Regions from separate parts of the Mus musculus genome. Here region 1 is linked to region 2. A link is a loop called in an ENCODE intact Hi-C map of the cell type or tissue named here. Cell type or tissue: left cerebral cortex. All regions are shown on one strand. Each heading gives the region's core, and the rest is flanking DNA. Links, peaks and the distances in the headings are about the cores only. Region 1 has its middle 98 kb from the start of Galnt5. Region 2 overlaps BB557941 (expressed sequence BB557941).

Evidence for each region. A loop is a pair of places that touch in the nucleus more often than their neighbours do. Peaks named below come from ENCODE experiments on the same cell type or tissue, not always from the same donor. Only the 100,000 strongest peaks of a DNase experiment are listed, where the experiment ranks them.
Region 1: it touches region 2 in a loop (2.9-fold over the local background); 2 of 42 quality-filtered maps call a loop at or near these places.

Annotation. Positions count from the first base shown.
Region 1 is chr2:57,898,206-57,902,607 of GRCm38, forward strand. No RefSeq gene overlaps it. Among named protein-coding and RNA genes, the nearest start is that of Galnt5, 98 kb to the right of the region's middle. In left cerebral cortex, for the core only: no CTCF peak of the experiment used is centred there; a DNase peak (open chromatin) is centred at 2,555; H3K27ac peaks cover 648 bases.
Region 2 is chr2:57,149,082-57,153,483 of GRCm38, forward strand. All of the region lies in intron 1 of BB557941 (expressed sequence BB557941), which reads right to left. Among named protein-coding and RNA genes, the nearest start is that of BB557941, 30 kb to the right of the region's middle. In left cerebral cortex, for the core only: a CTCF peak has its summit at 1,986 (motif pointing left); no DNase peak of the experiment used is centred there.

The DNA.
Region 1 (4,402 bases), core at 123-4,122, 750 kb after region 2:
GTTAAGATCTGATAAGCTGGTCTCAGAAAGTCTAATTTATATATCTCATGATTAGCTAGCTCTCATCATAGTAGTAACTATACATATGACTTTCACATTCAGTGGACTATGCTACATCTTATTTCCTAGCAAAAGCTAAAGAGAAAAAGAAAGCAGACACTACCACTAAGTGTTTTTCCAAAGCTCTACTTGGCACAAGTTTTCTACCCATGGATCAAAGCAAGTCCACGGGAAATTGCTCAAGAGCCCAGAGGCTCAGTGTCTGAACACTGTAATGGATCCTCCACCTTAGTCCCTGTTACCAGCAAGCCCATGGCCACAAGATAGACTGTACCCTTTATGTATTTATCACTTGTTAGTGAATATGATTTTATTTGTTCTTTGGTGAGTCCTTTTCCCCTGAAGCTCCCCAATTTAACAGAACTGTAAATCTCTTCAAAACTTCTGTTCTTGAAGGACTGACTGTTTATGTCCAAGTTAGAGCAAAGTTTAAACATAGTAAATTGCACTCTGCTCATGATTGAGTCTCTGGTTAGCACAATTCAGCAACACAGCCATAGAAATAATAGATATTCACCGAAATAAGAGTTATTCATTATATCTTACCTCTTGCAACCTACTCCTCAGAAAATAAAAAGTCCCCACCATTATGTGACCGTATCTGAAAACAAAAGAGTTTTCAGAAGCTTGATAGAAGTTATAAGCACCACCATTTCATCACATACACACACACATACACACACACACACACACACACACACACACACACACACACACACAAACACACACACACACACACAAATTCTAAGCTTTTAGAATTCGTTTTGACTCTACAGAAAACAGCTACAAATGTTTTCCTAGGAGAGTTTATAGGGAGGTTTACTGAAAGTAAGTAAATACTGTTAGAACTCATTCACCTAAGGAGCTCTTTCCAGAAGATGCTACAATAGCAACCATTAATCAAAAGATTATTTCATCTGATATTTCCAATTTGCTTTTATTTCTAGACCCTGAGATACACAAACACTGGTATGAGCAATCACTTGTCTCATTAAAAACAAACATCCAAACAAAAGGAGTACACTTTAAGCAACAAAGATTGCACACAAGTTCAGTCTTCTGGAAAATGCTCTCCAGTATTGTGGATTTTTCCACTCACAGAAGCTTTGCTGTGATTTCCCATTCCACATCTGCTCTTCATTTGAGGTTCTTCCCCAAAACGCAGGAACAGAGGTGCCAAATTCTTGATGTTAAGAATTCTCACAAAACACCCATGGAAGGAGTTACAGAGACAAAGTTTGGAGCTGAGATGAAAGGATGGACCATCCAGAGACTGCCCCACCCGGGGGCGTCCATCCCATAATCAGCCACCAAACCCAGACACTATTGCATATGCCAGCAAGATTTTGCTGAAAGGACCCTGATATAGCTGTCTCTTGTGAGGCTATGCCAGTGCCTGGCAAACACAGAAGTGGATGCTCACAGTCAGCTATCGGATGGAACACAGGGCCCCAGTGGAGGAGCTAGAGAAAGTACCCAAGGAGCTAAAGGGATCTGCAACTCTATAGGTGGAACAACAATATGAACTAACCACTACTCTCAGAGCTCTTGACTCTAGCTGCATATGTAGCAGAAGATGGCCTAGTCGGCCATCATTGGGAAGAGAGGCCCTTTGGTCTTGCAAACTTTATATGCCCCAGTACAGGGGAATGCCAGGGCCAAGAAGTGGGAGTGCCTGGGTAGGGGAGCAGGGCAGGGGCAGGGTATAGGGGACTTTTGGGATAGCATTTGAAATGTAAATGAAGTAAATACCTAATAAAAAATTGGAAAAAAGAAAAAGAATCCTCTAGTCTCCTTGAGAATTCTTTAAAAATTTAAATGCTATGTTGGATGACAAGGAGACTAGAGGATTCTTTTTCTTTTTTCCAATTTTTCTCTTAGCATCCGAGTAGAAGCTATTTTACAAATCCTAAGTGGGGTTCATGCTGAATAAAAGCTTCATTGAGATTCTAAGCTGGGACCCTCCGCTTATGTCTACCTCTCTCATGGTGGAAGAGACCTATGCTGTTCAGACTGTAAGCTGGACTCCCCCGCTGGCATCCATCTGCCTTCCGGTGATGGGCTATGGATAGCTGTGGACCAGGCAGCATACTGTTTGTTTTGCTCTCTCACAGCAGTTCAGCCTGGGCTTACAGAGATCGCTGTGAACACTCAGCAGCTTCTATAAGCTCTAATTCTCATCCTCGTATTCTCCGTAACTACAGCTATTACGTAAAAGTCCACAGCAAAGCTTAGCTACTGGGGTGAAAAACAACTAGAGAAACATTCTACTGTGGACAGCTTTCTGTCAAGTCTTCCATCCCTCTTTGTAAATAGAGACTTGGATTTTGAGTTTCTGAGAAGAAGGCCCACCTGGATTTCTAGAATATACCATGGCAGAGCCTTGGCAAGTCAGAGGCGGAGGGTGGGGGATTTTATTCTACAGGCACAGATGCTTTCAGCTTTCAAACAACCTCCTACTTCTTAATCCCTCTCTTCAGGTTCCTGCCAAGCTCTCTGGAAATCTGAGCTTTGGACACCCTCCAACACAACATCTCATCCATATGCCTGCCTGAGGAAGACATTCCGCAGGCTCTTTCCTTCAGTCCGTGAATGATTCATGTGTTCAGATCTTAAACATCAGCTTACTGAATGAGGGACCTAATGGACTGAACGCTTGATCTGACGTCAAGGAAATGCGCTGTTTTAGGGGTACGTGTCTGACACTGATGGCTTAGCTAGAAAATACGACAGCATTTCTTCCACCCCACAACACTCCTTCCTCTTATCACAGTGCTGAGATAAAGCCTTGTACATGAGAGGCAAGCATTTTACCCGTCCCCTGTCCCCAGCTCTACCCCAGACCACTGTACTCCCTTTCAGTGCTTCTTGACTGAGATCCACATTTGCTAACCATATTTTAAAGCTCCATTTTAAGGAGAATTGACTTCTGTTAGTAATGGTGCATTGCAGTTTATTCCAGGAAAAGTAAATGGAATGATAATTCTATTCTTTCCTTCCAAGGGAAATATGCCACGTTAATAAATTGCTTTTACTGCCCAAAGCAAGATTATAACCCAAAAGGCCTAGAGTAGAGGTTGGTAACTAAAATAAGTCGGAATAGTTAAGTCATAGAGGGCAGTTGGCCCTTCATATCCACAGGGTTCTCATTCACGTGTTCAACCAGCTGCAGATGGAAACTACTCAGGTAATAAAAAATGTATTCAGAATATAAATACTTTTGCCCTTGTCACTGTTTCCCGATCAAAACAATATTACAACTGTTTGCACAGTCTTTGATTGTATTAGTCTCTAAATAAGCAGGAGATGATCTACAGGGTGTGGGTCGTATTAGATAAGGTTCTTGGGCATCCCAGGTTTGGATGCCTGGGAGAGTCCTGGAGCCAGTCCACACTCATACTGAAGAACAGGGGTCCTGTTTAATACAATAGGACACAGCTCCTACTTAGCTATTAAATAGTGTTTTGCTGTGTGTGTGTGTGTGTGTGTGTGTGTGTGTGTGTGTATGAATGCATATCCAGGTTTGTGTAGGTATGCTCACAAATCCATGTGTGATCATGTCATGTGTGCACATGAATGTGGAGGCCAAATGTTAATATCAAATTCCTTCCTGTATCACTTTCTCCTTATTTATTAAACATAGGTTCTCTAGCCTACTTAGGAACTCGCTGACTGAACCAGAGTGGTTGGCCAGGGAGCTGTATGTCTCTACCTCTCCAGTATTGGGGATAAAGATGCATTCTTTCCTGCTTGGTTTTTAGACGGATGCTGGATACAGGCCATAGCTCTCATGGTTCTGGAGCAACCCTGGTACAGTCTGGTGGATGTTCTCCATACCCTTCCCACTGCTGACATAGCTGGAACTTACAGAAATTTTTAGATGCTATAATGTCTTTTTGTTGTTGTTTTTGTTTGGGGTTTCTGTTTTGTGGTTCTAATTTTGTTTTGAGATGGGGGTTTCATGTAGCCTAGGCCAGTCTTGAACTTATATAGCTCAGGCTGGCCTCAATCTACTAGCTCCTGTCTCTACCTCCTGGAGGTTTGGATAATAAGCTTTTATTCTTACATGCAATGTCCTAGCCTTAAACATTAGCTATTATTTAGGACAAATATAAACAATCTCTAAGGCAAAGACAGCTGTACACCAGATTTGATGGGTATTGTCAAGTTTATAATCTTTGACATACTTTATTTATAAGTGTTTTAAATAGGTTGATAAGAAACAAAATGAAGCTAAAATCACTTAAACTTTGCTATCAAGTAAACAATTTTATTTTAAATGACAGTAAAGAGTGAGGAGCTTTCAGAGACAGTTATGAGTGAAACTCTTGGTTCAACCAAC
Region 2 (4,402 bases), core at 240-4,239:
TTGAGAAGGAGCAAGAAGGAACATGTGGGAGATTTTGGATGGAATGAGATGATGAAATCATGTTGTTACCTCAAAATATAAAATTATTTTTAAAAAGGAAAGAAAATGTGATACATATCAGTAAATAGTTGTCATTTCTTAGGACCAGAAGAAACAATTAGCAGATCTGTTTGGGTGTCAAGGCTGCACTACAAAGCAAAGCGGATTGGGTGACTATAGAGAAATCCATAGTGAAAGAAGACGACAAAGGGGACCTAGACTCACAGAAGCCAATCCCATGTGTCCTAGGATAGACAGTCTTCAACATGACTACTTGTCAGCATTACCTGACATGCTTCGGAAAAACAATAATTGCAGACTTGTTTATGCCTAACTGGATTAAAGTGTGGCTTTAAGTTTTATCTATTTTGCAATTATCCCAGTCCCCAACTCCATCAGGCATTCTCTGGGAGGCTACTGGCCACTCCAGTCAGGGAGCAAAAAAGACCAACTGTAGATCTGCACGTCTCCCTCCTCTCCTCCAAACCCATCCCACAGTCTCGTGTCCAGCTTTGTAGCAGACCACCTGGTGTACCCCCTCATCTCCAGGGTTTCATACAGATCTTCCCCTCCAAAGTTCCCTCCCCCCACTTCCTCACTTTATCCCAGCCTTCACCTCTAGCAGGAATCCCTGGGAACCTGAAGCCCTTCTGGATCCGAAAGTAGGTAACCTATGTGCAGATCGTCAGTGCTCGCTCCTCTCCTCCATACCCAGTTCCCTAGTATCACCCCCAGCTCTGTAGCAGAGCACTGGTTGTGGCCTCCACTTCCTCTGCACCCATCCATCTCCTATGAATCATGAGGATCTTCTCCTCCAACCTTCCTCCACACCCATCCTATTATCCCAACCTCCAAATCCCTCAGGCATTGCCTGGAAACCTGCCAGCAAAGCCTTCCAGAGAAGCAATTAGGCCAGCAAAGCAGGTAGACCAGTTCCAGATCTTCATTCACCTCGCCAAATGCAAACCTTAAGTCTTATCTCCAGCTCTGCAACAGACGGTCATAGCTTCTCCTCACTCTCTGCCCCTTTCTCTAGTGGATGAAGCAAATCTACCAGGATAGAACATCCTGCTTTCCTCCAATCTGTGAACCTCCACAACCTCTCCCCCATAGCCCGTGCCCTTTCCTAAGTGTCAGCTCCCAGTACCTAGAAACGCATTCTACCTGGCATCCTTGGTGACCACCCTTAGCAGGATCCTAGAAGTATTCCCTAACAGGAAATACACAGGTACCATCCCCCCCTAAGAACCAGAGAGGGCAGCAGAAACAAAATACTCTTCCAACAAAGACAAAACCAGATATCGGCATCTAGAATTACAATCTTCTCAAACACAGATGCCTACACACCAGCATAAAAACACAATCAATGACAGCCAGGACAGTATGTCTCCACTAGAACCCAACAACCCTAATATAGTAAGAGAATTGTAGCATAACTGAAGGATAAAACAAAGACCTTAAAACAGCCATTGTGGATATGATATAGGTCCTTAAAGAGGAAATTAATAAATCCCTTAAAGAAAACTATGCAAACAAAAGCAAATAATGGGAGGAAAATAAAAGAGTTTAAGACCTGAAAGTGGAAATAGCAATAAAGAAAACCCAGACTATGGGAAATCTGGAAATGAAAAATTTAGCTTCTCAAAGAGGAACCTCAGAGGCAAGCCTCACCAACAGATCACAAGAGGTAGAAAAGACACTCTCAGGCATTGAAGATACAATAGAAGAAATGGATACCTTGGTCTAAGAAATATTAAATTTAAAAAACTCCTGTCACAAAACATCTAAGAAATCTGGCACATTATAAAAACCAAAATAAGGATAATAGGGATAGGGCTGGAGAGAACGCTCAGTGATTAAGAGCACTGACTGCTCTTCCAAAGGTCCTGAGTTCAAATCCCAGCAACCACATGGTGGCTCACAGCCACCTGTAATGAAATCTGATGCCCTCTTCTGGTGTGTCTGAAGTTAGCTACAGTGTACTTAAAATATAATAAATAATAAATAAATCTTTTTTTAAAAAAAGGATAATAGGGATAGAGGAAAAGGAAGCACAGGTTAAAGGCATAGAAAATGTATTCAACAAAAATCATAGAAGGAAGTTTCTCTAATGTAAAGAAGGAAAAGCCTGTAAGGTACAAGAAGGATATAGAACATCACATACAATGAAGCAGAAAAAAAAAAAAAATCCCCTAGGCATATAACAACCAAAATAATAATCATACAGAACAAAAAAGAATATTAAAACCCAAAAGGGGAAAAGGTTTAGTAATATATGAAAGCAGACCTATTAGAATAATACCTGACTACTTAATGGAGACTCTAAAAGCCAGAAGGGTCTGGGCAGATGTGCTACAGGCTCTGAGAGGTTACAGATGCTCCCCCGGCCCCAGACTACTATATCCAACAAAACTATAAATCACAATAGATGAAGAAAATGAGACCTTCTATATATAACTAAATTTAAGCAATATCTATCTACTCTATTACAGAATGAAAACTTCAACTTAAAGAGATAAAAAAAAAAAAAACCCACCATCCAAAACACAATGATCAAATAATCACAGACCAGCAAATCTAAACAGGGGAAACATGCATACATGCACATGTGCACACACGCAGACACACACACACACACACACACACACACACAGAGAGAGAGAGAGAGAGAGAGAGAGACTGAGCGAGACCTTGGGACACTCATCCCTAAATGACATATCATTTTAGAGCTCAAGGAACCCTGCAGAAAGAGAGGCAGGAAGAATGCAAGCTCAGGCAGAAGGATGGAAGAACTTAACTAAAAGAAAAAGAAAAAAGAAAAAAAAAAAGAGGTCCTCTAAATCAACAGGATTAGTGCCCACATGAACTCAGAGAAACTGGGGTAGCATGCACAGGGCCTGCACAAATTTGCCCCAGATGGGGTCCTAAAGCTAAAAGGAGAAGTAGACACATGCCCCATCTCTGACCCAGAAGCTATCTCCAATTGATAGTGATTTGCAAATAGAAAATTACTTTTCTCTAAGGGAGTCTCACTGGAGAGACAAACTACAAGGCAAACACATGTCAGTAGGGGTAGGCCGTATGCCCAGCTAGCTGTAGATCAACGGAAAGTGAACACACTGGCACCTCGGAGGTTCCTTGTCTTTTGTTGTTAAGGCTTTTTAAAAAACAGTTTATCATAGTTTTATTTTATTTATATTATTCTCTCTTCTTACCCCACAGATCCTTTGAGTATAAATTATGGCTTCCAGTTTTGTATTATTTTTAGATTTTATTTATTTATTTCATATATATGATGAGTCATTGTAGCTGTCTTCAGCCACAGCAGAAGAAGGCATCAGATCCCATTACAGATGGTTGTGAGCCACCATGTGGTTGCTGGGATTTGAACTCAGGACCTCTGGAAGAGCAGTCAGTGCTTTTAACCACTGAGCCATCTCTCCGGCTCCAGTTTTGTATTTTTATGGGGCTCCTGAGTGTGTGAACAAATGGGTCTCTGTGTCAATATCTGTTGCACGTGCTTTTTTCTTGGGCTCTTTTCCGTCTGCTTGTTTTGTTCTATTAGTTTTTGTTTTTGTTTTGTTGTATTTTATTTTATTTTATTTTATTTGTCCCTCAGAAGCCCGTCAGTTTTCTAATGAAAGACAGAAAGGAGGTGGATCCAAATGGGAGGGAGGTGAGGGAGAACTAGAAGGTATAGGAGGGGAAACTGTAATCAGGATATATAATATGAAGGGAAAAAAAGAATGTAATTTTCACTAAAAGAAAAATAATCACACGCGTGGAAGTAAACTAAACTGCTATGAGGTATTAATTTATTAAACACTCGCTGAATGTCCATTCTGTGTTTTGTTGAAGTTTGAGACAGAGCAGAAAAAAAAAAACCCACATTTTTAAACTATTTATTACTTTCTTTGTTTGAGGGGCACAGGCACGACACGCACGTTGAGGACAGAAGGCAGCTTGCTGGGATCAGGTTGTCTTTTTCCACCAACTGCATCTGAACTGAATTCATGTTAAAGTGGAGCCTTTACCTGAGGAGCCATCTTACCTGCCCCAGAATACTGCTGGCCTGGCACATACACACACATTAGGGATCTTTCAGGTGTCTGGAAGGTAGCTGTACCTTCCAGAAAAAGGCTACCTTTTGCTCTAAGACCAGGCCCATCTTAACTTTTACTATAACATCCCCATCCTTTCTCCCGTGAGACTGTAATAAAGCACAGTAAAGATTATTATCATCATCATCACCACCACCACCATCATCATCACCATCTCCATTATTAATGTTCATACCTCACAAGAACATGCCTAGGTCTGTGACTGTCCAATTCACTGCCATCACTAGTTTCCTGACTTTAAT